Regions from separate parts of the Homo sapiens genome. Here region 1 is linked to region 2. The links are chromatin loops, found by intact Hi-C in ENCODE. Cell type or tissue: IMR-90. All regions are shown on one strand. Links, peaks and the distances in the headings refer to the core of each region. The heading gives the core; the rest is flanking DNA. Region 1 has its middle 230 kb from the start of DTWD1. Region 2 overlaps ATP8B4 (ATPase phospholipid transporting 8B4 (putative)).

Region 1 (16,336 bases), core at 5,148-10,147, 54 kb after region 2:
AGAAAAGGTTTTGAATAAAATTCCTGTTACTGAATTTCTTGAGATAATGTCACTTTCATTAAATGACTACTGAAAAAGAATAAATTAATTTGGGATTATGATTAGTGACTGGGGGAGATATTAAGCTTATTTAACAAACAGTTGGACAGGGACACTGACCAATAAGAATGAACATGGGCCATCAATGGCTAGTCTTGCCCCACTGCTAATGGCAGCTGGCACTCTGACCTATTTGGACCACGTGATAAGTCACATTTGAAACTATACCTATTTTTCTTTATGAGGTGCCTATTTGGTCTAAACCAGATAAAAACAGCAAGATTTTTTTTTAAACCAAGTAACACCAAAAACACTATAGGGCAGGTCAAAATATTTTCCTGGTATCGTTTTGTGTGGTAGCTAATAGTTTTCTGAAGGTACGAGATGATGTGTTTTGAACAACAGGAATAGTTTCTAACTGCATATTATTGACAAAATATGTTTAGGTATTGTGTATGGTTTTTTGTCTCAATGAATACTAACATTTTTAATTGAAATATTTTTAAAAATATATATTTTACAATTATAATATAAATAATTGTGGTTCATAGTTTGGGAGCTTAGTTAAATACTTAGGGGTAGACAAGATGACCAGAATTATCTTTTTGATTGACAGGCAAGACTTTGTTTTACGGTTCCATTTCTTCCTCAAAGTTCTCATGTATGGTTCACACATAGCTTACATCTAGTAGACCTCTCAGATGAAATGTACTAACAAATTTAGTTCTACTGGACTAAATTTAAAATTAATAAGTGAATCAATCACTTAATAGAACACTGAGTGTGGAGAGGCCACGGTACAAGATAAATAAGAAATGGTTTCTTTTTCTTGCCTTCGGAGAGGTTCTAACCCAGTATCTTTCAACCATGCATTATACATACCACAGTTGATGGAATCTAAAATGCCCCCTTGTAAATGATGCACCATTCATTTACATACCACGGGAAAACAAGAAGAATATTGCCGCTTAGAGTTGTAAAGATGCCATTGGATGTAAGATTTACTTCTAATTTCAGAGATGTTAAATTATGAAATCTGGTAAGTATTGGATTGCAGGAGGTTTAAAAATATAGTTCATGTCAACTACTTTTTTATTGTATTGCTGTACAGGAAGCATGTCAGCATCTGCTTCTGGGGAGGCCTCAGGAAGCTTCCAATCATGGCAGAGGTGAAGGGGGAGCAGGCACATCACATGATGAAAGCAGGAGTAAGGAAAAGGGAGTGGGGAAGATGCCACACACTTTGAACAACCAGATCTCCTGTGAATTTATCACCAAGGGGATGGCCCAAGCCATTCATGAGAGATCCACCTCCATGATCCAAACATCTTCCACCAGGCCCCACCTCCAACATTGGGGATCACATTTCAACATGAGATTTTGGCAGGGACAAATATCCAAACTGTATCAGGACTAAGGACCAAGCCCTTCTCTGTCTCTTGGGACTAGGTAAGACCTGAAATTCTTATACGCTCCAAGGAGATGGAATGGACAGACTAGAGGTTCAGAGCCAGTCTAATTTGATATGAAAAGGTAAAAAAATTTGATACTTCTTACATCTCAGTTCTGTAGAAGAAACTCAAACCCATTGTGTAATTCTTTCACTTGATATTTGGTATAATAGTCATGGTCATCAGCTCATTCTGAGCAGGAGTGCTAATGAAGGATGTGTGTCTGTCAAGTCCAGGCTGCTTCATACAACTCTTGTGCACTCCACCCTCTATCCCCCCATCATCCTCACCCCCAGTTCTTCCTCCTATTCCCCACACTGTGGTGGTGTTGTTAATTCATCCACCCATTAGGCTGAAATGCAGGATATCAGGCCCAGGCCCCTAATTGCTGTTGTAGACTGGATACACATTCTTATCAACTCCCTTTACCATGGGCTTTTTTCTCTGACCCTCTGGTAAGTGGCCTGGGACCTTCTCTAAAATAGCATCATAAATCAGCCAGAGCTGGAGTGGTATCACCACAAAATGAAGAAGGAGATGAGTAGAGTACCTTCTACACATCCTCACCCTGGGTGGCTCAAAGAGGAACTATGCTTGTCTGAGTACCATTGATGATTGAGATAGAATTGTAAGGTGGGTGATCTGTCTTGCGTAGCCTCCTTCACTCTAATCTAATCTTACCACCTAACATGCCCTTCCCCATCTAGGTTACTCTTCTAAGTCTGCCTCAGTTACCTGCTGTAACCCCTTTAAAAGTGTTCCAGGTGATTCTCCTGCATTCGCCCAGGAGACTATGTACATACTTTCAACTTGATGCAGGAACTTCCTTCAGAATAAGCCTGCAGATGGCATTCAGTCTCTGCTCAGATGTTCCCAATGATGCAGTGCTCATGAGCTCAACGAAGCCAGCTCCCTTCGAACAGCTCCATTGGTGAGGAATCTCCTTCTTCTTTTGACCTGAGGTCTGTTTCCCCATCATTACCCTGCATTGTTTGCCTCTGCCCTTGCAAAAGAGACTGAATAAGTATCTCTCATGTGACAGCTCCTCAAATATTTGAAAATAGTTGTTCTGTCCTTTGAGTTAAATAGCAGCTTTTGTTGATTGTCTGTAGTCTTTAAATTAGTCTGTAGTCTAGATAGTGTGAGTTGGAATAGTTCCTGACCTCAAAAATGTTTTGATCTTCCTTGGGGACCTTGTCTAGATCTGGGAAGGAGTACCTTGAGGCTGAAAAAATATGAAAAAATAAAAACTGAGGAAAAGGTGGTGGTGGGAGAATAATTTCCAAAGAATGGCAAACTGATACCCAAATAGTCAAGGGGATTTCTCTAACACCACTTCTTAGTATGGGATAGTCCCGAATGTCCTTGGCATAAAAGAATTGATGAGAACAAAATCCAGCAACAAAGAAAAAATGTTTTCATAGTAAAAGAAAGGACTTGAGCATCATGGGGAGCTGGGAAAGGGGAATATTTGAGAGAAAGTCATGGGACAGATTGAGTCGTAGGAAAAAAGTGAAAGAACATTTATACTCTGTATAGTTTGACCACCTAGGAGAAGGAGGGGAAGGAGAAGCCAGGGGAATGGCTGACACTTTAGAAAGTCCATCGGTTACCTGTGGGACTGTTAGCAAAGATGCCTTCTCTAAGTGCATTTACCCACCTGGAAAATGGGGATCATGAGATGTTCCTTGAAGGATTGTGAGGATTACTAAGTGCTGGGTATTGTGCTAAGCCTCATAATAATTAGCTCATTCAATGCAATCTTCACAGCAACCCAGTGAGGTAGGCACCATTATTTTCCCCATTTTAAAGGGAAAGAATCAAACCCCAGAGAGGTTAAGTAACTTTCTCAGAGACGTATAATGGAAGAGCTGGGATTCAAACCCCAGGAGTGGCTTGTGCTCTTAACCCAATGCTATCTCTAGTTGACACTTAGGTCATAGATTTGGTCTTTTTTTTTTTTTAATTTTAACTTTTATTTTAGATTCAGGGGGTAGATGTGCAGGTTATATAGGTATATTGCACAATGCTGAGGTTTGGGATATGAATGATCCTGTCACCCAGGAAGTGAGCATAGTACCCAATAGTTTTTCAACACTTGCTCCCTTCCCCTAGTAGTCCCTGGTGTCTATTCTTGGCCATTTTTATATCCATGAGTACCCAATGTCTAGCTCCCACATATAAAGGAGAACATGAGGAATTTGGTTTTCTGTTCCTGCATTAATTTGCTTAGGATAATGGCCTCCATCTGTATCCATGTTGCTGCAAAGGACATGATTTTCTTCTTTTTTATGGCTATGTAATATTCCATGGTGTATATGTACCACATTTTCTTCATCTAATCCACCCTTGATTGGCATGTAGGTTGATTCCATGTCTTTGCTACTGTGCATAGTGCTGTGATAAACATACAAGTGCATGTATCTTTTTTGTAGAATGATTTGTGTATATACCCAATAATGGGGTTGCTGAGTTGAATGATAATTCTGTTTTAAGTTATTTGAGAAACTTCCAAAGTATGTCCACAGCGGCCGAACTAATTTATATTGCTACCAACAGTGTATAAGTCTTCCCTTTTCTCCACGGCCCTGCCAGCATTTGTTTTTTGACTTTTTAATAATAGCTGTTCTGACTGGTGTGTGATGGTATCTCATTGTGGTTTTGATTTGCATTTCTCTTATAAATACTGATGTTGAGAATTTTCTCATGTTTGTTGGTCACTTGTCTGTCTTCTTTTGAGAAGTGTCTGTTCATGTCTTTTGCCTACTTTTTAATGAAGTTATTTGTTTTTTGCTTGTTCTGCTGTTTAAGCTCCTTATAGATTCTGGATATTAGACCTTTGTCAGATGCATAGTTGGCAAATATTTTCTTCCATTCTGTAGGCTGTCTGTTTACTCTGTTGATAGTTTCTTTTGCTGTGCAGAAGCTCTCTAGTTTAATTAGGTCACACTTGTCAATTTTGGTTTTGTTGCAATTGCTTTTGAGGACCTAGTTGTGAATTCTTTCCCAAGGCCAATGTCCAGAATGGTGTTTTCTAGGTTTTCTTCTAGGATTCTTATAGTTTGAGGTTTTACTTTTAAATCCTTAATCAATCTTGAGTTAATTTTTGTTTACGGTGAAAGGTAGGGGTCCAGTTTTATTCTTCTGCATATGGCTAGCCATATAAACAAAAATTAAATCCACCATAAACAAAAATTAAAAATAAAAATTGACAAGTGGGACCTAATTAAACTAAAGAGCTTCTGCACAGCAAAAGCTTCTATCTCAGCACTGTTGATTGAATAGGGGGTCCTTTTCCCATTGCATATTTTTGTTGTCTTTGTCAAAGATCATATGGCTACAAGTGTGTAGCTTTATTTCTGGGTTCTCTATTCTCTTCCATTGGTCTATGTGTCTGTTTCTGTAGCAGAACCATGCTGTTTTGATTACTGTAGCCTTGTAGTATAGTTTGAAGTAACATAACGTGATACCTCTGGCTTTGTTCATGTTGCTTAGGATTGCTTTGGCTATCTAGCTTGTTCTTGGGTTCCATATGAATTTTAGAATAGCGTTTTTCCAGTTCTGTGGAAATGACATTTGTACCTTGATAGAAATAGTATTGAATCTGTAGATTGCTTTGGGCAGTATGGCCATTTTAATGAAATTGATTCTTCCAATCCATGAGCATGGAATGTTTTTCCATTTGTTTGTGTTATCTATGATTTCTCTCAGCAGTGTTTGTAGTTTTCCTTGTAGAGATCTTTCAACTCTTTGGTTAGATGTATTCCATGTATTCCTAGATATTTCATTTTTGGGGGGGCTATTGTAAATTGGATTGTGTTCTTGACTTGATTCTCAAAGCTTGAACATTTTTGGTGTATAGAAATGCTACTGATTTTTGTGTGTTGATTTTGTATCCTAAAAGTTTATTGAAGTTGTTTATCAGTTCCAGGAGCCTTTTGGCTGAGTCTTTAGGACTTTCTGTCTATGGAATCATATCATCAGCAAAGAGAGATCATTTTACTTCTTCTTTTCCTATTTGGATGCCTTTTATCTCTTTCTCTTGCATGATTTCTCTAGCTAAGACTTCTGGATTCATTCTTCATAGTTTCTGGTAGCTTAATTTTTGGTCACAAATGTGCACACTTCCTATTAAGGCTCTTCTTTTTTATCTGATTCCCTTAGACATTCAACACCCTTCAATATTTCTTAGCTGTTTCTTTATTTTCTCAACTTCTAAGCTATGAGTCAGTTTAAGGAAAAAAAAAAGAATTTTCTTTGAAAGTTACCTTATCTGCTTTTGTTTCTACAGGAGAAAGTCAGAACCTGACTTGAGCTAACACTAGGCAAGTGTCCATTTTCCATGGACCCCTGCTTTGGTGCTTCTTCAGATACATATGCTGGAATCAATCACTGTAAATTCTAAGCAAGTTGCTTTTTGCCTATAATAATTTTATAAATTATTCAGCATTCATACTATACTATATAAATATATATTTATACATATAAATAATCAATCACTGTAAATTCTAAGCAAGTTGCTTTTTGCCAATCATAATTTTATAAATTATTCAGCGTTCATACTATACTATATAAATGTAAATATATATTTATACATATAAATATGTATAATCTGAAAATGTTATATATAACTATAGTATGAATATAGTATATTAATATTATATTTTTGTATGATCACCAAAGTATTCTTTAGCTGGGTCAGCAGGAAGGGGATGCTTCAGATTTTTGAGTCAGGCATCAGAGGCCTGAAAGTTTGAAACACTTGTTCACTTTTGATTGCTGGCTTCCAGTTTTTGGTGCAGATCACTGGCAAAGAAACCTTCCATTTTAAATCTCTCTTGAGATGCTAGATTTTTGTTTTAAATGTGATCATAGGTGGTTTGAATGGATGCATAGTCAGCCAGAAAGTTGATTTGGATCCTGAAGTTCCCTTTACCATATACAGAATTGCCAAGAACAATATGCCTATACTGCCAAGAAATTCGTCTCACTAACCTGGATATGACAAAATACTTGCCACAGCATTTCTTCACACTCCTCTGTCCTATTCCTGCTGGCCGCCACTTTTTGAGATGGCACTGCTGCATTTGTCTGCCTTACTTCTCCACAAAATCAAATCAGAAATATGGAGATGTTCAGCAAGTCACAAAAGGAAGTTCTTTCTTCTATGATTCTATCAGTTCCACTCAATTAAGAATGCTCACCCCACCTCTGCCAACCCAGAAGCTCTGCATCCTTATAACTAGATGTGTTACAAGATGTTAGATTAGAAGTTAAGATGTGCTTGCTAACCTCAGTGACATGGTTGTCTCTATCCCTGCTTCTACAACTCCTTATGCATTCCTCTCTAATCATACTTGTTATGTTTTTACTTATTGTATATTTACAAGCCTCTCTGCTCCTCCAGAGAGAGAAGTCCTGTAAGAGAGGGTCTATGTCTTGTCTTTGAATTAGCAATGCATTGCACAGTTCCTGGCAGATAATTTATTGTCACAATATCTGTTAAATAAATAAATGGTCATGATTCAGACTTACTGTTGAAATAAGAGTTCCATTCCACAGAAAGCACTGACGTGGTCTTTTTGGCAACATTAGACTTGGAAAACACGTCTCTTATTTAACCAAGGAGGCATGAATATTGTGTGCTGACCACATCCTGGAGATAAATTCTATAGTTTCATTGCTTCAATTATTCTTTTGGATCAATATCCGGCAAGGAGTAAAACCCACAGTAGTGACTGAGCCCCTAAAAATACCTCATCAACTAAACCTCATGCATGGAAGATCTATTTTAAATGCAGTGCAGTCTTTTGGGCTTTAGACAGTTTCCTCTCTGACTAATAAGGCATTTTTTCTTGGACTTGACTTCTTATATTTACATGTTCCTCAGCCTTGGTAGTCTTTACTTGTTTATATTTTATCATTGCTTATTATATCTATTCATGTTGCAAGCTACTTTGAATCCTTTACGAAACGAGATGGGATATGGCTAAAGAGACATTGTTGTGTCATAGACAGATAACTGGGATTTAAATTGGAGATTTTGGGGATTTAAATTGGAAACTTTTGGGGGAGAAGGAGAAAGGAAGTTGACTTTCTTCCACTGATCCATCCTTTGGTCATGGGCAGGTCACTTCTTTCGCTTTTGCTGTTTGCTTCTGTTAGTTGATGTAGATAGTTGAGAATCATTCCTTCAAAAATGGTGACTGAAAGGTTGGAGTTTTGTTTGTTTTTTCTAGAATACAACTTATTCATGGCACTAAAAATAACCCACAGTCATGTCTTCTCAGCAGTTATTTTCAGCCCCCAAAGAATTGCTGTGGTTTCATTCTTCAAGTCCTTAGGGTCTGGCTGTGTCTTGGGGACATTCTTGCTACTTCTTGGCAAATCAATTAATGAAGCAACAGGCTGCATATCTGGCATCAGTGGGAAATACAGAAGCAGCATCAAACACAGGCTTTCTCTCAGGGGACTTCAGGTTAGCATGGAACAGAGCCCGGCACATGGATATGTGGGCAGTGAAATGGCCCTGCACTTGGAATAGAACACCTGGGTTCCTGGCCAGGCTATGGAATCTTGAGCAATTGTATCTAATTTTTCTAGACTTAATTCCCTCACAAATAGAATTGATAGTGGGGCTGTAGTAAGAATTAAACAAGTGAATGAACAGCAAAGAAGTTTACAGTTTGCAAAATAATATGTCAGGAGTACGTGCTATAATAAAGAAGTATTATTTGTATTTGATACAAAGCAACATGTCTAGAGACATGCATACCTGAATTCATGTCTTTACCAGCTGTCTGGTTGGGGGCAAGGCACTTGACATCTCTGAGTTTCAGTTTCCTAATGTGTATAATGGGTATATTAATACCAGCATCATAGAGCTCCTGGGAGCATGGGTGGCACTGTGTAGAAAACATAAAGGGTGGCTGGCACATGGTATGCACTGAACAAGTAGAAGCTTTCATTTCACTATTACTATAGTGTAACAATGAAAATAATATATAATTTGGTGCTAAATTGTTTGCCTATGGCCTGTGGGTAGTGTAGAAGTTTAGAGAAGAGGCATGCCAGCTGTTTTTGGAGTCTTGTTAAAAAGGCCCATAGAAGAGGTGTGATTTGAGATAGGCCTGGAAGGTAAGTAAGCTTTGCCTTGGTGGAACAAACAGTAGAGTTAACACAAATTAGTCCTGTGGCCATAGACAGCATAGTTCAGGCAGGATCACACTTATATTCATATTATTCTTGGACCTTCTGTAGCACCTAGCTTGGAAGTTATTTATGTATTTGTTTGCCTCCTCATGAGATCCTAGAAACATGTCATTTTTATCTTTATATTCCTATTTTATTTCTTAAGACTTTATCTTTTTTTTTTGGACGGAGTCTCACAGTGTTGCCCGGGCTGGAGTGCAGTGGTGCAATTTTGGCTCACTGCAACCTCTGTCTCCCAGGATCAAACGATTCTTCTGCCTCAGCCTCCCGAGTAGCTGGGATTACAGGCACCCGCCACCACGCCTGGCTAATTTTTTGTATTTTTAGTAGAGACAGAGTTTCACTATGTTGGCCAGGCTGGTCTCGAACTCCTTACCTTGTGATCCACCCACCTTGGCCTCCCAAAGTGCTGGAATTACAGGCGTGAGCCACCACGCCCAGGCAAGACATTATCTTTTTAGAGCAATGTGAAGTTCACAGCAAAATGGAGAGGAAAGTGCCAGTATTTCCCATATATATTCCTTAAAGTAATGGCTCTCAACTCTGTGACTATCAAGTGGAGAGCTCTTAAGAATGTCTATGCTGGGCCTCACACTAAACCTATGAAATTGAAATCTCAGGGTATGAGGCCCAAGTGTTGGTAATTTTTCAAATATCCCAGAGGTTCACAACATGACTGTAGGTTGAAAACCATTGCCTTATAGCACCAACCACACATGAACAGATTTGTTCAATTGTTGAGATGGTTGGATGAAATGGAGTACTTCAGAAAATACACTGGACTGAAATTAGAAGTTGCGGGTTGTAGCTTCAGCTCTGCCCTGACTGCTGTGTAAGGTGGTCAGATCCTTCAGCCTCCCTGGGCTCTGTGTCCTCATCAGCATTATAGGGAGGTTGCACCCTATGTCTCTTCAAGCCTTGATGGCCTATGATGTAGCTAAGCAGATGTCATCCTACCCTCTTTAGTTTGGGAAGTCAAATCTAGTGATGGAATGGTGTGGGTGCTTTTCTTGCTTTCTCATAATACACTTCTCTCCTCACCATGCCAGCCCCACCTAGATGCACATCAGAGGAGCTTACAGAGGACGTTTGAAGACTGTTTTCTTCTTTTCCCAAGAAATGCTATGATATTGTCAGTCTGTGTTTATTTCTAACGAAGGAAATATGTCCCCTTTATTGGAAACACCTTGTGGAAGGAGGCAAGGGCCTCTCTCTGCAGTCTGGCAACTGACAGCAGAGATGCCGGCTTAGCCCCACCTGTCCCCATAGCCAAGACAGACATGGCCCCAAATGCTTCTGTACGTAAACCTTTGTGAAGTTTCCTGTGGGCACAGCACAGATTGGGCCTCAGTTGCTGCTTCTGGCCAAAGTAACTCAAACCACATGACTGGAGAGGAATCAAGGTGAATGTACTTGCACTAGAGGCAAAAAATGTAAGCAAGTGGTACCTTCTCACCTTGGTCGTGAACACCTCTCTCGTGGACCAGGCATTGGCCAGACCTATAAAGTAATAGCAAATGCCAGTCCTGAAAATCACTGTGGACTTGAAGTAGGCTATCTGATGTTCCTTATAAGACAGCCATCCTTTTTCACTCAATAAACAACAGAGGGGACAGGAAATTAGAAGGAAGGTAGTAAACATGTGAGGAATTTCTTTTGGCACCCCACCTTCTCCGTCTGAGCCTAGAGCCAGGAGGTGGAGCAGACAAAGCTCTTGTGCCTGGTCCTCAAGCTCTTTCTTCATCTCTTCAACGTAGGCTGGGTTGCCCCATGTTTGTCAGAGTTTTAAGGAGGGGTCCTTGGCCTGTGAGTGTGTGGTGGCAATAGCCATTCTCAGAAAAATGCATCTTGCAGGAAGAAAATCAGCATCTTTAGAATCCTATAGAAAACAGTCCTCTATGATGCTGTCCTTCTGGTGATTTATAAACAGGATTTCCTGTTAGACCTCAACTGAGCTTCAACTCAACATTGCCAGGTCTGTCCTGCAGACCCTGGCTGAGCGACAGATGAAAGGAATACTCAGACACAGGTATCCCATGAAAGAGTGACTAGGGGACTGCCTGGCACTAGGTGGCCGAAGAGTCAGCAGCCCCAATAAGCCGGAGCTGCTTGTATTTATTCAGTACTGGTATAATGTCAAAGGCCTGGAGCCAACACAATCTATGGGTAATTAACATTGTCATTCCCCCTTGCAGGGAGCAGTCTTGCATGCGGATGATCAAAGGTCGGTCTCTGGATGACATACGTAAATAAGCTTATCTAGAGAGGCTACCTGCAACCGAGAATGTTAAGGTATTTCCTTTGCCATAATGTAGCCATAATTGTGTTTGGGCAGGTACACAGTAAGGGTTAGAACTTTTATAACTTACACACAGTGGGAGGATTGTGAAGTGATATGTAGCGTTACCTGGCACCTTAGTCCAATGTGTGTTATTAATGAGGGACCCTACCGGGGGCAACTCAATCCCTCCCAGCCAAGCAGTTATGTTATTAGAGGCTGGAAGGGCGTGTCTGCCAAGGTAACAGGGCAGAAGAAAGATGGATCTAAGAGATGAGCCCAATAGAGTGTAGCAGGTGCGGGTTGCAGGCAGAGTGAGAGAATAAGAAAGGTTAATACTCTGTGAGACTTGCAATGTACAACAGAAAGCATAGCAAGGAACAGATTATCTGGAATGAATGGTGTCTGTGTCTGGAGCAGGATTTGCTCAGCCTCCTGAGTTTTCTTCTTCAGCATTCCCCAGGTAATGTCCGGGGCCTGTGTCATCCAAGGAAGCTGCATCAACTGGGGCTGCGGGTCCTGCAGGGTCATTTCCTTCATTTCTGGTACCGGGTTGGATCCTAGCCATGCCATGGTATGGTTTGATGAGTCATGCTGGAATCCAAAGAGGGCTTGAGGGGGTGTGAACACAAGCATGTCCTCTTCCCCATGTTAGCAAATCATTTGGACCACACCATACATTACTATTTACATGTTTCCGTAAAACCGCAGGTTTTATGTTTTGAGAGCATTTTGCAAAATGCTTTTCTATGGCTGATTGAAATTTATCATCTACATTTAAAAAATTAAGGGTAAATAAGGCTTTTGCCAATAGTGTTGCAGGGTCCTTACCCATATTCCTTCTTTTCTGTTTTTTGAGCATATTTTTAAGGGTGGAGTGGACATGTTCTACTATGGCCTGTCCTTAGGGGTTTTAAGGGATGCCTGTGGAATGTTGGATGTTCCACGTGTGACAAAATTGTTGAAATTGTGAGCTGACATAAGCCGGACCATTATCAGTTTTAATTTTTGTGGGCCACTCCATAAACACAAAAGTAAAGAGAAGATGTTTAATGATATATTGGGCAGACTCTCCAGGAAGAGCATGAGCGCTTATTAAATGGGAACTGGTATCAACAGATACATGTACATATCTTAGTTTTCCAAATTCAGGGATGTGTGTAACATCTGTTTGCCATAATTGATTAGGTTCTAGTCCTCTAAGGTTAACACCTGTTGAAGGAGGGGATGTGACTGTGAGCTGGCAATCTGGGCATTGTAAAATAATTTGTTTAGCTAGTCTTTGGGTAACTTGAAATTGTTTAGATAAATTTCTCCAATTTTCGTGGAAAAATTGGTGTGATTGGGTGGCTTGGTCAAGCAATGATGTCATAACCTGCAGGTCTGCTTGATTATTGTCATAAGCTGGTGGCCTGGGGAGTGAGGTGTGGGCCCGAATGTGTGTAATAAAAATAGGATGTGTACATTGATCTAGCAATTGCTGAAGTCAAAGAAAATGTGTACACAGGGTGGGCTCAAGAGTAGACTTAATGAGGGCTGTCTCAAGGTACTGCAATAAATAAATGGAGTAAGCAGAGTCACTAACAATATTGATAGATTGAGCAGAAAAGATTTCTAGGGCCAATATTAGGGCTCCAACCTCAGCTGTCTGAGTGCTAGTAAATCCAGATGGAGTGAGGGAGTTATGCAGTTCCCACTAGATAACTGCTTTTCCATTTTTACCAGAGCCATCAGTAAAAAGCGTTAAAACATTAGGTATGGGGGAGTGAACTACTTTTGTAGGTATAACTACAGGAGTACAAGATAAGAACTTGTACTCTTATCTATCTGAAGTAGTTTGTCAGCAGGAAGGGCATCTTCTATATGGCCTGCTGCTATCTGCAGGTCTAGAGATAAGGGCAAAACTGCTTTGAATTGTTTTTTACGCAAGGGAATTTTTGTGACATCAGGGTCATAACCTAGCAATTGATTGCATCGTCTGCAGCCTGTATAGATAACTTTACTAACTAGCTGGATATAGGGAGATAGTGTTTTAGTCCCAATATGTGAGCAAAAAACCTGTTCTAGAAAATGCAGCCCAGGGGCCATCTGTCCTATTAATCCTGTTGAGGAATGTTTAGTAGGAAAAACAAATAATTGGACTGAATATCATGGGCCTATGCTATCTAGTTGCCTCTGAGAAATAGTTTGCTCTATTTCCTCAATTTCCCTTTGTGCTGCAGGGGTTAAATACCTGGGGGAGTCTAGGGCTGCATTGCCTTTTAGGATAGAAAACAGGCTTATAACCTATAAATAGTTATGCCTAAGGTGGGGCAAAACCAGTTAATATTACCTAGTGTTTTTTGATAATCATTTAAGGTGTGTAAGTTGTTAGTATTTAATTTAACCTTCTGGGGTCTTACTGACCGGGAAGTTAGTATCTATCCAGGATATTTCCAAGGAGAGGACATCTGTACTTTTTCAGGTGCTATGATTAAACCTCTTAATTGTGTATTCTTTTTGACAGAGGCATATAAACTTACAAGTATTGGCTCTGGTGGGGCTGCCAGTAATTTATCATCCATAAAATGAATAATCTTGCAATTAGGAAATTCTTTTCTACTGGGGAGCAAAGTCTGATTTACATGATACTGACACATGGTAGGACTGTCCAGCATTCCATGAGGAAGTACTTTCCAATGAAATTGGCAAACTGACCTTTCATTATTGATAGCTGGTATTGTAAACACAAATTTTTCCCTGCCCTGTTTTGCAAGAGGAATAGTATAAAAACAGTCTTTTAAGTCAATAATGACTACAAACCAATCTAGAAGAATCACCACAGGGGAAGGGAGCCCCTGTTGAAGGGGCCCCATAGGTTGCAAATTAGCATTGATAGCATGTAAGTCATGCAAAAGTCTCCATTTACCAGACTTTTTGGGAATGACAAAAATGGACAAATTCCAAGGGCTGTTTGATGGCTCTATATGGCCAGCTTTTAATTGTTCCTCAACTAATTCATGGTCCCTTTGTAATTTATCTCCCTTTAAAAGCCACTGTTCTACCCACATTGGATCTTGAGAGAGCCACATCATGGGTAGGGGAGGAATTGCAACAGTGGCCATTATTAAAAAGGGCTCTGCAGAGTGACCCCCCATTGGGCTAATAGGTCTCGTTCCCAAAGATTAACAGGGATGGGCATGACTAGAGGTTGTATAACTGCTTTTCTCCCTTCCAAATCGCAACATGTCAGGGGATGTGTGCTCTGCTTGGCTGTGTGCATGTCCCTGATGTTAACAATTTTTTGTTTCTCAGTGACCCAAGGCCAAGTTTTCAGCCAGTTTTGATCACTAATGATTGAAATGTCTGCCCCTGTGTACAATAAGCCAGTAAAATTTTTATTTCCAATTTTTAAGGTAATCATGGGTCTCTGATCAGTGATTAATTGGTTCTAATATACTCCTGTGGCTCCCATGTTTCCAAAACTTCCCTTTCCCTTTTCCTTTCCCTGAGTGTTGGGGACCCAGTATGGTAAGAGTAGTAACTGAGCTATCTTTGATCCAGGGGGAAGAATATGCAGACCTTTACATTCCATCATAACTAATATCTCACCTTGGTAATCACTATCATTTACTCCAGTGCGTACATTGATTCCTCTACTGGATAGGCTTGATCACCTTGGGACTAATCCCACTGTTCCCAGAGGCAGTGGGTCCCAGATCCCTGTTGCAACCCTTTTAGGATCTTCTCCTTCTTTTAGCACTAATTTGCTGGGGCAGAGTAAGTCCAGGCCTGTGCTCCCAGAGGTGGCTGCTCTGAGAGAGAGGACTGTGGGCTTTCCATCTGACCAAGGAAAGCCATTGGCATTGCCCCAGTTTGGAGCAGGGTCTGGGGCTGGCCCCTTATGAAGTTTCTCGCCTAGGGGTTTGCTGTTTTTATCAAATTTGGACTTGCATTGATTTTCCCAATGTTTCCCCTTTTTACATTGGCGACATACAGAAGGGGGTTCTTTTCTGAGTTAACTTGGTCTCTACTATTGGGGCATTCCCGCTTCATATGACCTGGCTCTCTACATAGAACACAATTTGGGTTTTTCTCCCTTTTCTCTTTAGGAGGCTTTAATGCCATAGGCAATATTTTGGCTTTGTGTGTTTCAGTCCCTACCAGTTGAAACGTTCATATAAATTCCCCAACTGTAGCTGCTTTTCCTCTGATTGCCTGCATTGCCTGTTGGCAATCCACATTAGCGTTTTCATAAGCCAACTGCAACAATAAGATATCAGTGGCCTGCACATGACTAATTTGTCTTTTAATTGCCTGGGTTAACAGATTGACAAATTCAACAAATGGCTCCTGAGGCTCTTGTCGGACATTTATAAAAGATCCCTGTTGAACTCCGCTTTCGGGAATTCGGTCCCAAGCCCTAAGAGCACACAAAAACACTTGGGCATAGGCTTGGGGAACAAAACTTAATTGTTGTACATTGGCATAGGGACCCCTCCCCTGCAGAATAGCAGCTGTTATGTCTTGCCCAGCCAATTGATTCTGGTTGGCTTGTTCGCACAACTTATCATATTCTGCCTTCCAGAGGAGTTATTGACTGGGCTCTAAAGTTGTTTTAGCTAGCACTAACCAGTCCCATGGGGTCATATGGAAGTTGTCTGCTATGGTTTCAGTTAGTCCTTTCGTAAATGGGCTAGTGGCTCCATTTTCTTTAATGCTTTTTCTTATATCTTTATAAGCATCAAAAGAAATGGGCTCATATACCTGATTGCCTTGTCAATCTTGCATTACCAGGCAGGCCAAGAGCTCCCCTTCTAATGCTGCCTGCCTAAGACAGGGTCCCATAGCTGTAGTGTGGGACCTTGTCTTTTTTCCAATTAATATATTCGAGGAGGGGACTTAGGAAAAATCCCCGTTTTCTCTTTTGTACTTTTATCTGGTAATGGTGGGGCTGAGGGAGGAGGAGGAGGTGGTAAGGTAGGGGATAGTTCCTCCTCCCTTCCCTTTTTAGACTCTTCCATGTAGAGTGGGTCCAAAGCAGCACTGACTAAAGCCCATAATGTTAAAGATGTTACTGGGACCTGTTGCCCTTGTGCATAATTGCGTTTAAGATTTCTCGGGGGGGGTGGAGCCAAGATGGCCGAATAGGAACAGCTCCAGTCTATAGCTCCCAGCGTGAGTGATACAGAAGACGGGTGATTTCTGCATTTCCAACTGAGGTACCGGGTTCATCTCACTGGGGAGTGTCAGAAAGTGAGTGCAGGACAGTGGGTGCAGCGCACTGAGCATGAGCCGAAGCAGGGCGAGGCATTGCCTCACCCGGGAAGCACAAGGGGTCAGGTAATTCCCTTTCCTAGTCAAAGAAAGGGGTGAC
Region 2 (16,336 bases), core at 4,537-9,536:
GGAGTGGTCATGATGGTGGATGGAGCCACGGCAGTGGATGGTGGATGGAGCAGGGTGATCCCCAGGCCCCTAGGTGGTATGCTCAAGTACTGGGGTGGGGGGTATGGAGTGCGGTCAAAGCCAGACTGGACAGACCTGTCTGTATGTTCCCCTTCTCCCCGCTGTCCAGTGGTATGTATGGGTGCTGGCTGTGGTGGCAGGGACAGGGTTATCCCAAGGCCTCTGGTGGAATGCTCAGGTGGGGGTGGCAGTAGCTGCACTCTGGCCGTGCTGGCTGCTGGGGTGAGTGGGATTGCTTTTAGTAGTAGCAGCCTTAGGCAGGTGGCTGGGAAGTGTGTGCTTTGGCTGTAGGTGGCAGCTATATGTAAGGTAGCCTATCCTTAGGGCATGTGGAAATGTGAGGAAGTCCTGTTGCTGGAAGGGTAGTGGGGTTGCTGTCAGCGTCTTGCACTTTGGCCATGGTGGCAGTGGTGGCAGTGGTGGTGGCTGCAGGTGGGGAATGTCAGTGGAGCTCCAGGAATGTGGAAAGCCAAGTACTGTTGGGCCCTCAGGCAGGATGCAGTCTGGTGGGGCTGGGCTCTCAAAATGACACTTTGCTGTCATTTTGTGGTATGTGGGACCCAGTGTGAGCTCCCTCTCTGGGGCAATGGCACTGCCTTGTCTTCAGGCAGCTCCCTATGTTAATTTCAGGGTCTGAAAGGGTTGAGAGGCTCTCCTATGGCTAGGAGTGGAGTCTGTGGTGAGATTGTGGACCACTGGGCATCCCTCACTTATACTTTCCCTACACAGGAGAGCCTTTCTGGGCTCCCAGCCAGACAGGATGCCTTGTTTCCCTCTTCTTCTTTTAGGTGTTTCCTGTCACTTCTCTCTTGAACTCCAATATTTTCTCTTAGATGACATATTTGAAGTATGATTATCTACTCTCTATCTTGGTGCTTCTTTGTGGAGGAGGCAACTGCCAGATGCCTTTAGTCGTACATCTTGAAGGACCACTCTCATTCAGAACTTGACTCTTGCTGAAGGAAGATAGATGCAAACAGATCTAGATTTTAATAAGCCTGTTGCTAAATGTTTTGAGACAGTGCCTGGAAGAGTATTGTAGGCAGTACACATGTATTACCTCATTTTGTTCTTAAGAAACTCAATCGTAGGCATTACTGTTTTCCCTGTTGGACATATGAGGAAGTCGAAGTATATAGAGGGTAAGTAACTTGCCCAAAGTAGTCCGTGGTTCAGGTGGGATGTGAATCTAGGCAGCTTGGTCCCAGAGGCTGTGCACTTGCCATGTGTTTCCCTAAACATACCTCAGATTTATTTTTATTCCCTTTAATAATTAACCTAAAAATATAGTTGTTAAGGTATCTTACTGCTTCACTTGAGTAAATGGTCAGACACCAGATTAGCAAGTAGAGTCAGCAGAAATTTCCAGGGGAAATAGCAGATGTAGGAGAAAGAGTATGGGCTTCATGTCAGCTGGATTCAAGTTGGAATCTCAGCTTCATGCTTAGGCTGAGTGGGAAACTTTTGATATGGGAATAACCTCTGTTTGCTTGGTTTCCTTATTTGTAAAATGGGGATACAAATATCTACTCTATATCTTATTTTATTTGGGGGATTAGATAAGAACTTAAAGCTTTATGACTGTTCCATGCGCATCTTTCTTGCCTTCCTCATTCCTTGTCTATTTCCTCCCTTCTCCCTTCCTTCATTCTTTCAGCCACTGATCCCAATCTTTCCACCAACAAGGACTACTTTTGTAACTATTTCCCCAATAAGGGCAGCAGGCCTGAAACAGTGGGGAAGGAAAGGGTAGAATAAAATAGACAGCTTTTTGGAGGTAGAATGAATAGGTCTTGTAATTTGATTGGATGTGAAGAGAAATAGTAGGAGGCTTTGTCACTGCTAGGTTTCACAGCCCAGAGTGTGCTCAGGCATGCAAGAATAGAAACTCATTAAATTTTCTAAAACTGAACTTGAACCTCTTTCTGTCTGAGGACAGAACAATTAAACTAGGCATTTTCAGTTAAATTTAGTTCAAGTCTGGGATGTACAATTGCCTCACCTGTTACTGTTCATCAGTGTCTACCCTGCTGGCATCCAGCACTTCCCACGTCTGTGTTCCTGTCTGGTCTCTGCTCTCTTAGGGTTGTTGTTGGCTTTCCCTCTTGGCTGACTTCCACACTCTGCTGGGGAACCATGGAAAGTGTGGCTGCTCTTCCTCACCTCTCTATGCCCAAGATGACTTGTGTTCTTATATGGCCACTTCAGTTTCTAAAATCCCTTTACTCTGCTGATTCCCCTAAATTTATCTGAGGATTCCATTAGCCACATGGTTCCTTCATCCACTACCAATCCAGGGGCGGGTCAGGACCCCGGCTTTTTTTAGCCATCACTTATCAGTTTCTAAACTCCTCAAAGTCCCCTTTCCCTAGGCTGGGATGGGAAATGAAGGAAAGTAATTTCTTCCTACTCTGCTCCTTTTGTCATCATTTTAATGCCTTGACTCATTTAAAGTTTATTCTTTTGATACTTAAAGAAATCCCCCCCTTCTTTTTCCAAAAGTCCAATTAGTGAAATTCCAGATTGCTGAAATTCAGACTAATGATGCTGCTATGAGTTTCAAAGCCCTATTTTGGTGCTCAAAAACAAAAGTTTCGTTGTATTTTTCTCCTTCTATATTTGGCTCTGCAGATCCTCCTGAAGCAAAGTATGTTTCTAGTTAAATGGAGAGGATCACTTGTGGTCCTAGTAGTAGTGGGAAAAGGAGCGATTGAGTTAATATCTCAAGATTTTATCCAACTACATTTGGTTGGCTAGATGACACAACTGTCATTACGTGGAAAGAATATGGAGAAATGTGAACTACTTGTATGCTGTTGTTGGGACTGTAAGTTGATAGAAACTCCCTAGAGGACAAACTAGCGATATGTTTCAAAATTACACATACGCATAGTTTTTACCCAGTGATTCTTCTAGAAATTTCCCTTAAGAAAATAAGTGAACAAATGTATGAATTTGTATAAAAAGGAATATTTATTGCTCTATTGATTTATGATAATAGAGATGAGAAATAGCTCAAATAACCAGCCATGAAGGATTTTGTTAAATGCTATGATATATACATGCAATGGAACACTCTTCAGTCATTCAAAGTGATTTTGTATTTTTCGACATTGGAAAATGCCCATGATATTTTTGTTAAATGATAAATGAGACTACAAAACATCATGCGTAATGTGATCTCTCTTTTTGCAAAAAAGTGTGTGTGCATGTGTGTGTGTGTGTGTATATATATGTAGGTACATATATGTATAAAACACTATACATCTACCCACCTCCTTACCTCCTTGCCTATCAAGATCTGGAGGATATAAACAGTGGTTCTCTCTGGGTGATAGAATTATGGATCATGTTTACTTCCTTCTTTATGGCTGTTTGTATTATCTGATGTTGTAATAGTGTTTGTGTAATGCTTTTACAATTAGAAAAAAGCTAAAAAAATTATCTTTTTTAATGAGAAGAAAAAATATTCAAAAGAAAAAAAATAAAGAATTTCCAGCTAGACTCAATATTTCAGGAGCCTTGGGGCCACCTTGCTCAGCTGACTGGAAAATAATGTTATTTCTACTCAGACTTGTAGGTAACCCCATTCTTAGAGTATAAGACAGAGAGGCAACATATGATAGAAAATTCTATGTAAGAGAAATCATTATAGTTATAGTGTGCATTTTCTTAATACTAGGACTGAGGGTAAAATGGCATCCAAAAAAGCTATTGCTCAAAGTTGTTCTCTATACTCCTAATCTCAGCTACTTATATCTAAGCCTACAGCTTTGGGATGAAATATTGAAATCATAAATTTGCACCATCTCTTTTTCTTGTGTTATGCTTTTGAGTTCAGTGGGAGTTCATTTAAAAAGAAAGTGTAACCAAAGAACAGGATCTGAACAATAGTAGCTATTGAAAAGAAATGACCAAAATGCTTATATTTAAACCTGTCAAATGTGCTTAGATTATTTCATAAACATGGATATATAATTTTTATACATATCATACATACGGCTTGTTTCAAATTTAGTGTCGTGAAACCATTTTAGACACTTTGAGTCCTGGGTTAATTTTGCTGCTGTAGCTGCCTTATTATTAAAGGCATGCCTAGAAAGCTACAGTTAAACCCTGCTATGGTTTCTCAGAAAATTACTACATTGAATACATTTCACCAATTCATATGTCTTCTGCTGAAAGGAAAACAGACTGAGAATTTAATTTTGATTGATCTGAGAGGAAAACTCATTCCGTATTTCATTTTTGTAGCATTGATCACGTGTTTTGTTATTAGAAAAACTCATGTTCTTTAACTAAATCATAAAGTGACTCCACTGCTTCTAAGAAGTATCCCAGTGATATAACTAGGAATTGATATTTCTTCTTTAATCAGCAAAATATGCATCAGTATTTTTTGAACATCTACTTGGTGGAAAATTATTTATTTGAATGTGCAGGGTTCTCAAATGCAAATGGCTTCAGGAACAGGCATATAGCATTAATCATGTGATCTGGGCTATCTATTATACATCAGGGAGTGATGGGGCCTTTGGTGAGTGGGAACATCATGTTGGCCATAAAGCCATAGAGATTCTTTAAGACACTGTGCAGGCCAAACAAAATGCATTTTGGTCCTAATTCCTAACCCCTAGTCACCCAGGAAAAATGTTTTAGTACATTAAATTTCTCTCATGAATCATAAAATTTTAGAGCACTTACTTAGGTAATCTTGTAGATCTTCTGGCACACACTGGTGCAGCAGCCCAAGTTTTCATGATCTATTTTGACTGCTTGGGGCACTAGCCAAACTGACTGGCTGGTCCCATTTCATGAACTCTAATAATGAAACTGGTTCAGTGGTTGAACATCTTAAAGGTCTCTCAGGTAGGGTAGTAAGGAATGGAACTGGGAATTCAAATCAAAATTTCATGTACTTTCTCCCTTTCTCTACTGTTGGCAGGGTAGTGCTGTCCCTTAAAACTGTCCCTCCAGCACTGTGTCTTAGTCCAACCTAGAGGCAGTCTGTGGCTGACTCTATGTGTAAACCAGCTTGGTGCAGTAGACCAAGAACTGTGAATATGAAGACGTAGGTTCCAGCCATGGATCTGTCGCTGGCTAATCAAGTGGCTAGAGGTCAGATAACTCAACTGTGGAAACAAACATAAGATGTCAGAGGCAGTCTGAACCCAGGTTTCCAGGTTCCAAGCTCAAAGCTCCAGCTTTCATATCAAAGTCCAGATTTTCTTCTTTTAAACAGGATGTCATGGTTTCAATCCATTTCCAACAGATCGATTTTTTTTTTTTTTTGAGACGGAGTTTTGCTCTTGTTGCCCAGGCTGGAGTGCAATGGCGCCATCTTGGCTCACTGCAACCTCCGCCTCCCAGGTTCAAGTGATTCTCCTGCCTCAGCCTCCCGAGTAGCTAGGATTACAGGCATGTGCCACCAAGCCTAGCTAATTTTGTATTTTTGGTAGAGATGGGGGTTTCTCTATGTTGTTCAGGCTGGTCTTGAACTCCTGACCTCAGGTGATCTGCCCGCCTCAGCCTCCCCAAATGCTGGGATTACAGGCATGAACCACTGTGCCTGGCCACAACAGATCAATTTAACCTTTCAATATAGAGTGCCTTAAGAGGACTGACTAAACGACTCTTTTTTCCAACCATCCTCTTTTCTTCTTTATAGGTTGTATGCAAGCCAGTATGTGCCTAACTATGCTTTGCTGTGCTTGTAGTGACATGGGGCTGTGAATGCCACAGTTGCCTCAACTGTTAATGCGATTCTGCATGCCAAGAATTGTAATAAACTGCCCTTCATTACGCAGCTTGGAAAAAACAGGCACTCTTTTGTTTTAGCATTTGTTATTTGTATTATGTGGTTAAGCATTGTGTGTACGCTTCAAAAATGTATAGCTCATAGTCATTGAAGGGAGTTATGTGTAGCTTTTTCCCTTCCTAATAAATCGTTTTTGTGAGAACCAGCTGGTGTTTGAAGAGCTAAATTCCAGGAAGAAAAAGAAATGACAGCTACAGAGCGTGGGCAAAGGTCTAAAAATATGAAAGCCCAATCTGGCCAAGAGACGTTGGCCTGTACAGAGAAAGTGCAGTGACAATTTCAGCAGAGCCAGAAAAACTGTCCCTTTTCTGCCTGGAAAAGGGTTCATGTGAGATGTTAGGAAGACAGTTTAAGGAGAAAAAAATCCTAAGTAAATAGAATTTCAGCCAATACTTTCATGAACTTCACCCTTCTTTGGAATGTTTTTACTCTCTAAGGGGAAAACAGATTGAGTCATTTATACAGCGAGTGAGAACTTTACTCAAAAGGAGTACTCAGGAGATGTTTTCCCTGTGGTGCTTTCTGAAGTCACAATTTATGAGCTCTGCAACATTGTCAGAGAAATGTTCATTTCCAAGGAACTTGTCTCCCTTGCTTTCTTTATTATTTGGCACTGTACATTTTCATGACTGTGAGGAGGATTCCCTGACATAGTTATCTGATGGGAAAGTCTGATCCTCTCACTTACAACAATGATTTTTCATGTCTGTTCTACTTCCCTCTCCCCTTTGTAACTCCCTAAATTTCACACATAGCACTCTGACTTTATACATCTTTTTCTTTGATTCTGCAAACTGATTGTTAAATGTGTGATATGATTCTTGGAACCATGTGACCTCTGGGTTCCTAAATGCAGATGTGATTTTGGTCTTGGACAGCAGAAGGAGATATTGAGCTAGAAGTTAATGTATCTTTTTGTATCATTTTTATTTTTAAACTTAGTATGTAAACAATTGGTGTTACATTTTCAAATAATTAGACAGCTGAGGGCTAAAACAGTTGTTTTGGTAAGTGGACATTCTCTTCTTTCAGAGGAGCCTCAGCATAAAACCATTTTAATAAATATTTTCTACACAGGATGAGTAATTTCATTTCGCCAAAAGACACAATATTCACTTTCTGGTCTTCTCTCACTCTCCATGTTCTCCTGAGTGCTCATTTTGTAAATGCCAGTTATGACCCATGCTGGATAGTTCTCTGGTCGTGGTTGAAGCTTCTGTAGGTTTGTCAGCTTGCCTTATGTTACTTCAAAGCCTGCACTCAACTGTTCTTGAAGAGGAATTTCCCTTCCTTTAAGGGCATCATCTTTCCATTTTGGAGAGAACAGTAGAATGCCACTTCTAAGTGTGCTATGTCACCATACAATCTTCCTCTTAGATGGCAGAGATGCATGGGATGTGAGCAGGATTGCTTTATAGCTACTGCTAATTAGATCTAGAGCATTTGGAGGGCGTTTCCATTTGGAACAACCCTCTATATTTTGGTGTCTAGTTTTTTTCCTAGAAGATTTATTCTATTTTTTAAGCTGAATACAATTTTTGCTTAAAATGTTCTATCCTATTATAATGGCTATGCCAATTCAGTAAGTACCATCATTTTTCTTCTTGTTAAATTTTTTTTAAAAAATATGTTTCTCAGAGGACTATTTTAAGCTGGATCGTATTACATTGTACCTCAAATTGATGAATTTATTTTATATATAGATGTCCTGGAATTCCTAGAAGATTTCATCAATTGTCTTTAGTCTTGTGCTTTCCATTATTTAACAGCATGCCTGCCAGATAGTGGTTCTTAAGCCCTTGAAGCTCAGACAGTCTTAAGTACCAAATCTATCAAGATCCCCTAGTTCAAACACAGCTCAAGATGGTGATTTAGCTTTTAGGTCATTTTAAACATTCAAGATATTGTATTTTCATTATGTTTACTCTCCTACATCCTGGAATTTGGAAATTTGCTAAGATATTCCCATCACAAAGAATTATCCAGCTTGCTTACTGAAACTGGGTCTTATGCCATATTCTCTCTGAATAGTGGTGAAATAAATTTACCTCTAGGCAAGTTTCTTGTTAGAATTAGTAGGCATGCTCTGTATGCTTTGTTATGTTTCACTTTTCACCCTCTCCTTTAAGGAAAGCAAAACAAAATTTGTTTGGACAAAACAGAAATTTTTCCAATGGCCATGTAGTTTGTGAAAAAAAGCAGCAGCTGGAGTTGGATTCTATTGTAGAAGAAACCATAACAGGAGATTATGCCTTAATCATAAATGGCCACAGTTTGGTGAGTTTGCCTAAGGTTTTTGTCCTTTCTTTTTCTTCACTGCAATAATCATCTCTTTTGTGCTATCATAATGAGACCTCCTTTGTCTTTTCCAGACAAATGTCACTACTAGATACAGGGCATATGCGATGATTTCCTGTTTGCAAAGGGAAAGGAAACTTCTAATATATATCTCATACATTATTATTTGGATCACCACAGTAAAGGGGAGGCTCCAAAGAAATGCTAAATTCACAGAATATCAATCTTGTCTAAATGACTATAGACCACTTAGCAGTATTATTTAAGTGCCTTTCTAGAGGGGAGTGTTACGGCTCACTGTTACTTAATTAAAATAATGCAACTGGGTGGATGTATTATAATTATTGCTCTTACTAATGTTTGTGATTTGTGGAGCACAACCTGACCTTCATGTAATTACTATACGAAATTATTGCCATTAAGATACCTCTAGTGGTTTTTCTAAATAGCAGCATTTTACAGCAATGCCAAACAATTTGCTTTGATTAGGAAATCTGGTTCTTGTCCTAATAGAATGAACTTGCATTGTACTTTTAATGTAGTTCAGATTCTGAATCTTGAACAAACATGAAAATACTCTTCTGAGTTTCTAATTTAAAATACAAAAGCTCCAATTACGCTCCAGTGAAATTATAATTTATATGCACAAGGAATTAATCTCACATCTTTCTCTGGCTTTGATGATCATTTTTCACTTTAGGGTTTGGACAATAAATGTATCTTCTTGTAGACAGTTTCTTAGAGGACAAAAGAAGTTGGGTATGAGGATATTGTGTTTTCTCCCTTGCGATCAGCTGTCTGTTGTTAGCTCTTAGTGCTTAGAGCATTATCCAGCTGGATTCCAGACATAATGATGTGTTGCCTTCTACACCATGGAAAGTTACAGAGCTCAGCTGCAGGCCAAACTCAGTTGAAAGTTTGTCCACATGACACAAAATTCCTTTATGCACAGAAGAACAGTAACTGAAAATTACGACTGTCATCTGGGTCTTAAAGCTGGTGGCCCCCAAGCTGAATTCCCCAGAGACCACAATATGGAAAGGGAATCTTATGAGTTATACTTTGACTTTCTCTCAGGCTCAAAGAATCCAATGTGTGGTGACATTAAGAGTACTCAGGTGATAATTTATACCATTCTCTCTCTCTGTCTCTAAGTGCATTGAAAGAAGGAGGTAAGATAGATGCTCTTCAAGAACACCATCATATTCAAAGCCTGAAACTCATGGAACCATGAAATGCCATTTTTAATTTAAGGAGACTTGACTATGTTTTTGCTAGTATGGTCAGAAAGCTTTTTCTTTCTTTCTTTTTTTTTTAATCATGATTCTAATTTGCTCAAATCCTGATGCTTTGCAGAATGTAATTTGGCCTTTGTTTTTTCTCAGAGTCTTAGCATAGTTTTTCACTTGCTGATAATAAAAAAGAGAGAGAGAGAGAAAGAGACCATTCTAGGCAAGACAGACAATTATCTGTTTTCTCTTTCAGAAAGAGTGGTAATATTTGAAAATGCCAACTCACAATTTCACCTAGGAATTATAGGTTTGAACATGAGAATTTTCTGTACTGAGTTATGTTTTTATATTCATTTACCCATCCAGCCATTCATCCATTGACATTTTTATTAAGCGTGCCCCGGTCACAGTGCTAAAGTCTGAGGATAAGACTGTGAATAGAACATGGCTCTCGTTTTAGGGATTGCTGTCTAGTGGGTGAGATAATCACACAGTGGTATGACAAATACTGTAAAAGAGGAATGAACACAATGCTTTGAGAGCACAGAGGGAGACAAATTTACTTCTTTGTGGGAGAATCAGGGAAGACTTCCTGGAGAGAGTGATATTTTCAAGTAGAGGTAATGGCAAGTACAAAGGCACAGAGGCAAGAAAGAGCCCATTCAATCATGAGGAACAAGCAATTTGGCATGATGGGAAAAAAAGTGTAGACTTAAAAGTGGTGATAGAAGATGAAACTCAAAAGGAATGCAGGGGCCAGATTGATATGGGCTGTGAATGTCTTGCTAAAGATTCACTCAAAGATACTGATGACTCAAAGTGTAAGTGGATTTGTTTCCTCTTAATGTGTTTATTAAATAATTTACAGTAAAACATTTTCTAGGAAAAAAAAATTGCACAGTTAATTGGAAGGGATTGTGCTATCTTTTTTAGTGATTTCTTGGTATAGCTAAAGGCTCTTATGCATTTGGATAGGAGCAAGATTAGAAATGGTTGAGGAACCCTGTCTGTGACGCAGCTTGCGTGCCCCCCTTTTGCACAGGCCTCTCTGGGTTTCAGTCACTATGTTCTTCAAGGGACAATCCCCAGATCATCTGCTTTTCATTTTGCCTGCACATTAACAATCACAACAAACTAAATATACAAAACAACAGTGCAAAGAAACAAAAAGCCCATCAGATAGAATAAACAAAACATCATCATTTGTAGTTCATTCTAAACTTGGTGAGCTGGTAGATAGGTTCTGTCTTTTGTTTTCATCAATTTTAATGGTTTCTAGAACTTCTCCAGCATTTAACTCTCTCTCTCCAGTGCAGCATGATATCAAGGAAGACATATAAATGGCAGTTTTGTTTATTTTTATTTTAAAATTCCTTAGTAGTATTTTAAAATTTGCTTAGGAGTTCAATACTCATTTCTTTGGTTCTTGTTGCTTGTGTGATTCTGAATCAACAATGACTTTTTGGAGTGAATGAAATGGTTTAGCAAACAAATGAAATGGTTTTAGCAAACAAAACATTTGTCTTGTTTCTCAACCCTCATTTATTGTTTCCTGTTCTTGTTTGAATTTTATTTTTAATCATACAGGCTCATGCCCTAGAAAGTGATGTCAAGAATGATCTCCTAGAACTTGCTTGCATGTGTAAGACTGTAATTTGCTGCAGGGTCACTCCACTCCAGAAAGCCCAAGTGGTAGAGCTGGTGAAGAAGTACAGAAATGCTGTTACTTTGGCCATTGGTGATGGAGCCAATGATGTCAGCATGATTAAAAGTAAGAGGATATTTGCTCAATGGGGTATGCTGCATACATGGGGTCCTCAGTTTCAGCATTTGGCAATATATAATCACTAGATTGCATTAAAATTTAATTTTGCCAGTGATTCTAAAATGAATGATACTTCTGGGTCCAATGCTACCACCATTATTAGTATTCGTAACAAAATTTCTTTGTCTTTAAATAAACCATTTGTGTATTTTTAGGCTAGAAAAAGACGTCGTTCACCTTTTACTATTTGAGGAAGTAAGTAGCTACGGTGTAGAGGAAAGAACACCAGACCCACATTTGTAACATGTGACTTTAACCCCATCTTTGCCACTTACAAATTGTAAAAACTTCTGTAAGTCACTGAACTTTTCTGAGGCTGATTTTCTCTTTTGTAAAACTAAGAGAAATATCTATCATAAGTGTTTCATCAGATAATATATGTGAAAAATTATAATTGCAATGGCTGTAAGTTTTCCGTAAATAAAAGAGGAATGACAAGTTTCCAAAAGAGATCGTGGCTTTGTTTTGGGAGTGACAGTGTTCCTCTTTCCTTTGTAGGTGCTCACATTGGTGTTGGCATCAGCGGCCAGGAAGGATTGCAAGCAGTCTTAGCCAGCGACTATTCATTTGCACAGTTTAGATATCTCCAAAGGCTTCTCCTTGTTCATGGAAGGTGGTCTTATTTCCGAATGTGCAAATTCTTATGCTATTTCTTCTATAAGAATTTTGCATTTACACTTGTGCATTTCTGGTTTGGTTTCTTCTGTGGTTTCTCAGCCCAGGTTGGTAAAAGCATGTTTTTTTTTGTTTGTTTGTTTGTTTGTTTTTGTATGATATTACAAATGACTCTTCTTCATAGCTCTTTACTAATAAATTCAGAGCATTTTTTAATGGCTGATTCAAGTAATAGTATTACAATTATGTAATTGATAGTTGACTTGAGCTTTGTACCCAAGAAGAATATGTATCTAGCTGGAATTTTATTTATTTATTTTCTTATTTAGATAGTCAACCAGTGAGTACTCCTTCCATGCATACTTTAGTTTTTGTTGAAATGTTTTTGGTATGATGACAGGTAAGCTTGTTGTAGAGTTTTAATTTAGAACAGAAGTCTGCAAATCACTAATAAGAAATGTTGAGGTATCTTTACTGGGAAGATGGTTTCTTATCCAACACACTAAATGTATCTGGACTGATTGGTACTCTGACATCAAAGCTGTTTAGACAGCAATTCATCAGCTAAAAGTTGATCTATAGATAATGCTGGTAGGAAGAAAGAAAATTAGCAAATGTATAAATTAGGATTCTATTTTTATATCGCTTCTTATACATTAAAGGATAGTTATTTAACCACACATCTTCAATATCAGAAAAGTTTTGACCCAATGAATCAACTGTAAAATGTAATGTCTATATCATTTAAATATACTTATAAATTTAAAAAATTTGTTACCAAAAACTTAAATGTAGATATGGCATTGACATTTTGAACAACAATACAAGAAAAAGATTGTCCTTGAAAAGGAAATGGTAACCATAACACTCAGAGATTTATTCAATTGTTCTTCCCTTCTTTGGGTTTAATCAATGACATGGATTCAACGATATGCATGAAGGTGATTTTTAAAAAATCATTTTATTCAAAAAGACTGAGGATAAATGAAATCTTGGCATCTTCTTCTTACATGTGCTAAGGGAGATTAGTGAATTCCTTTTTACAATGAAAATACATTTTCAACATTTTTTCCTTCTTCTGGGAAGTTAAGATTTCTTAAAGTGAGGCATACCTGTTCCCATTCCTAATTTTCTCTTTTTAGGATAACATGCCCTAAACTAAGAGTAGATTATGTTGATATTTTTGCCTTTTTTTTGTTAATCTCTTGACAGTTGAAGTAAAGCAGAGTCTTGATTTTAGCTACTCAGAAGTAGAAGTTATCTTAGTGCTACTTCAGAGTAGGCGTGGGGCTGGGGTTATTTGCATGCTCATAATTCCTCCTTTGTCCAACAAAGACAAGCATTGGAATGTGGCCTGTGGCTTCCTAGTCTGTTGATTTTCCTTCCACATAAGAACAAAGCAAGACCATCTGCTAACGGGTGTTTCTAAGAGATCTAATTTTCATATTCCAAAGGCTTAAGGCTGAAGAATCTCAAGACTATGAAGGGACAAACCCCATTTAAAAACTCTTAGAACACAGAAGAGTAGTCAGTGATTTGTATTTGCAGACGCACAAAGCTTGAATAGGCAACTGTTCCACTAAGTTGTCTGTTAAAACTGTGAAGTTGAAACTAACGTTCAATGACTTCTAACCTCTACATTTAGGTCATTTTCTGGGTTCTGATAAAAATCGGTCAGAGCCAGATATTAAGCAACTAGAATTTTTATTCTTTCACTGGTATTTGCATTTTAAAAGAGAACAACAAGGGAGAACAATAATTGCCCCAAAGACATGAGCAGCTTGATGGTTGAACCCAGCTGTAAGGCACACCACCTGTCTGTGATTAGGTTTCTGAAATGTTTGATTTAACTAACATGTTTCTTTTCTGTGTCCCTTCCTTTCCCTTTTGTTTTTTTACACTGAAATCTCTAGTTAATTGCACAATCTTCATTTTGAATCTATTGTTAGTCCCAGTTGACCATCTGTGTTCTTTCTTAAGCCAGTGAATTGGGTTGGACCAGTGGTTCTCAAGCTTTAGCGTGCATAGGAATCACCTGGAGGGCTGGTTAAAGCACTGCCCACTGGGCTCTAGCCCCTAGAACTGTACTTTGAGAACCACTGGGCTAGAAAACCTAGAAGAGTATCCCAAGTTCTGCTTCCTTGAACCCAGACCAGAGTAAAGTCCAATCTGCTGACTTTTTGTTTTGTCAACAACATTAGACCGTATTCATCTTTTCTAAAGCAGAGGGGCCAGTTAAGCCAACAGCTGATCTCCCCCAGTTGAATTTTTCCAGAGGATTTAAAATCCTTTCAGCCCTCTTGTCAGACCACTGTCCCTGAGGCATATTTTACCTGCGCTAAGACAGGGCCAGGTGGAAAAGGGATGTCTGTTCATGGTACAGGATTTCTTTCCCCAGTTTAGCCAGTCTATTATATCTTACCTAGCTTAACCATTAGCTCCTTGAGGAAAAGAAGTACATCTAACTCATCGATACATCTGTAATAAAATCTTGAATGTTACCTGCCATATAGAAGGCCTTCTAGTCATTTCATGTTGGTGGGTGTTTCTATAGTCCTTTCCCATGCTTGAGGCAGGTGCAGCAAAGAGAGCCATTCCGACGTGCCTCCAGTCACTCACACAGTTGCCACTTACTCTACCCACCCCAGGGGCCATCCCTGCAGGCTCTGGATCTGGTCTGTTTAAACGTGTGCAGCCTGATCACCACTGTGGCAAAGGGGCTCAGGGTCTTAAGATCTAAATGCGGTTATGGAACTGATTTCAGAATATGGAATGCTGTTTTTCTCAGTTGTGTTAATATTAATATGATACAATAGTTAATTGGGCTACAGGTGATACATTTCTTAGTTATTTATACATCCTTTCATTCTAGGAAAGACATAGAGTGGATTTTCCAGGTGTTTTGGCTGGTTCTTGTCTGATTTAAATAGGGCAGGATACCTTTTTTTACGCAGAGGAGCAATCACCATATAAAAATAATTGGGCCTCTGAATAGGAGTCCTGGACTGCTCTCTACTTTGCCCCGATTTGTACGATGACCTTATCACATTGGGACCAAAGCTTATACTGGAAAGGGTACTTTGGTCCCACTATTTAAGGATTTCACTCATTTAATAAATATTCACTAAGCCTTTGCTCTGTGTCAGGCCGTGGTGCCTCCTGGACCTTATGTCCTGGGTATGTTAAGAAGTGTGCTCTTGATGGGCATGGCAAAGTGTGATCTGACAAATTTTATTAGCTGTTCATGTTGTGGAAGGTTTAAGGTTTTATATCCAGACTTGTCAGAGAAGTAGATAGGCTTTCCAGGAGAGTGACAAGTAGTAATTGCTTATCACCTGTTGGAGAGGAGAGGACAGCCAGTCAGTGACAGTACCCATGTAGTGGCATCAATGCTGTGGGGTCAGCTTCTTTGTAGAATCATGATATTGTTGACACTAACAAGCAGGGATACAAACAAGTTATAATTATACCTAACATTTAAATAGTACTTACTATGTTTCAGGCATTGTCTAAATGTTTTACTTTTATTAGCTCAGTAGTTACAATAACCATATGAAGTAGGTTTTACAATCATGGTCTATATTAGCTTAATTATGGTAAAAAACACATAAAATTTACCAACTTAACTACTTTTAAGTGTAGAGTTCGGTAGTGCTAACTATGTACACATTGTTATGTAACAGATCTCTAAAACTTTTTCTTTCTGCAAAACTGAAACTTTATATCCACTCAATAACAACTCTGCATTTCCCCTAGTCCCTGGCAACCACCACTCTACTTTCTTTTTCTATGAGTTTTCCTACTTTAGATACCTCATATAAATGGAATCATATAGTGTTTGTCTTTTTGTGACATGCTTATTTCACTTAGCATAGTGTCCTCAAGATCCATCCATGTTGTAGCATGTGGCAGTATTTTTCCTCTTTTTAAGGCTGAATTGTGTTACATTGTATGTATATACTACATTTTGTTTATCCATGTATCCATCTATGGACATTTGGGTTGTTTCCACCTCTTAGTCTATATCAGCTCTTTGTTCGATATTTTCTAAATAATAATATTTGGGAGTTCTACTGTCCAGTAAATTCTATTTCTTCCCACTCTCACCTCCCCATCTTCTCTCTTCAGGCTTAAAAATTTACAGTTCACATTAGTCTGTGAATTGTAGGCTCTGACAAGTCCAAATGTAAAGAAACACTACTATATTTGACTCCAAGATGCATATACATGTATTCTCACATCTGACATCTCTAAGACTTGGATATGTCTTTACAATCAAAAGTATATTACAATATCCTTTGATCTGAATTGAAGTCAGGTTTTCCAGAGAGCATTTGTGTGACTTCATCCAGTTCCCTGTGGGCACTGCTGCCAACCTAAGATCTTTCTCTTTCCAAAGATTTTTTGAATTCAGATTGCAGATTCTAGTGAATACCAGCTTGTGGTCCAAGTTTTCAAGAGAGATTTTGTCTCTCCCTTTAGTTAGTG

What was found. Peaks named below come from ENCODE experiments on the same cell type or tissue, not always from the same donor. Only the 100,000 strongest peaks of a DNase experiment are listed, where the experiment ranks them.
Region 1: a loop joins it to region 2, with 6 times the contacts of the local background. A loop is called at or near these places in 4 of 110 quality-filtered maps.

What each region holds. Positions count from the first base shown.
Region 1 is chr15:49,839,115-49,855,450 of GRCh38, reverse strand. No RefSeq gene overlaps it. Among named protein-coding and RNA genes, the nearest start is that of DTWD1, 230 kb to the right of the region's middle. In IMR-90, for the core only: no CTCF peak of the experiment used is centred there; a DNase peak (open chromatin) is centred at 7,060; H3K27ac peaks cover 2,799 bases.
Region 2 is chr15:49,892,911-49,909,246 of GRCh38, reverse strand. ATP8B4 (ATPase phospholipid transporting 8B4 (putative)) reads left to right here. Exons shown (of 28, transcript NM_024837.4): 21 at 8,008-8,155; 22 at 10,996-11,179; 23 at 11,732-11,955. Among named protein-coding and RNA genes, the nearest start is that of ATP8B4, 220 kb to the left of the region's middle. RefSeq lists an enhancer at 1-71. In IMR-90, for the core only: a CTCF peak has its summit at 6,739; DNase peaks (open chromatin) are centred at 6,326 and 6,736; H3K27ac peaks cover 4,113 bases.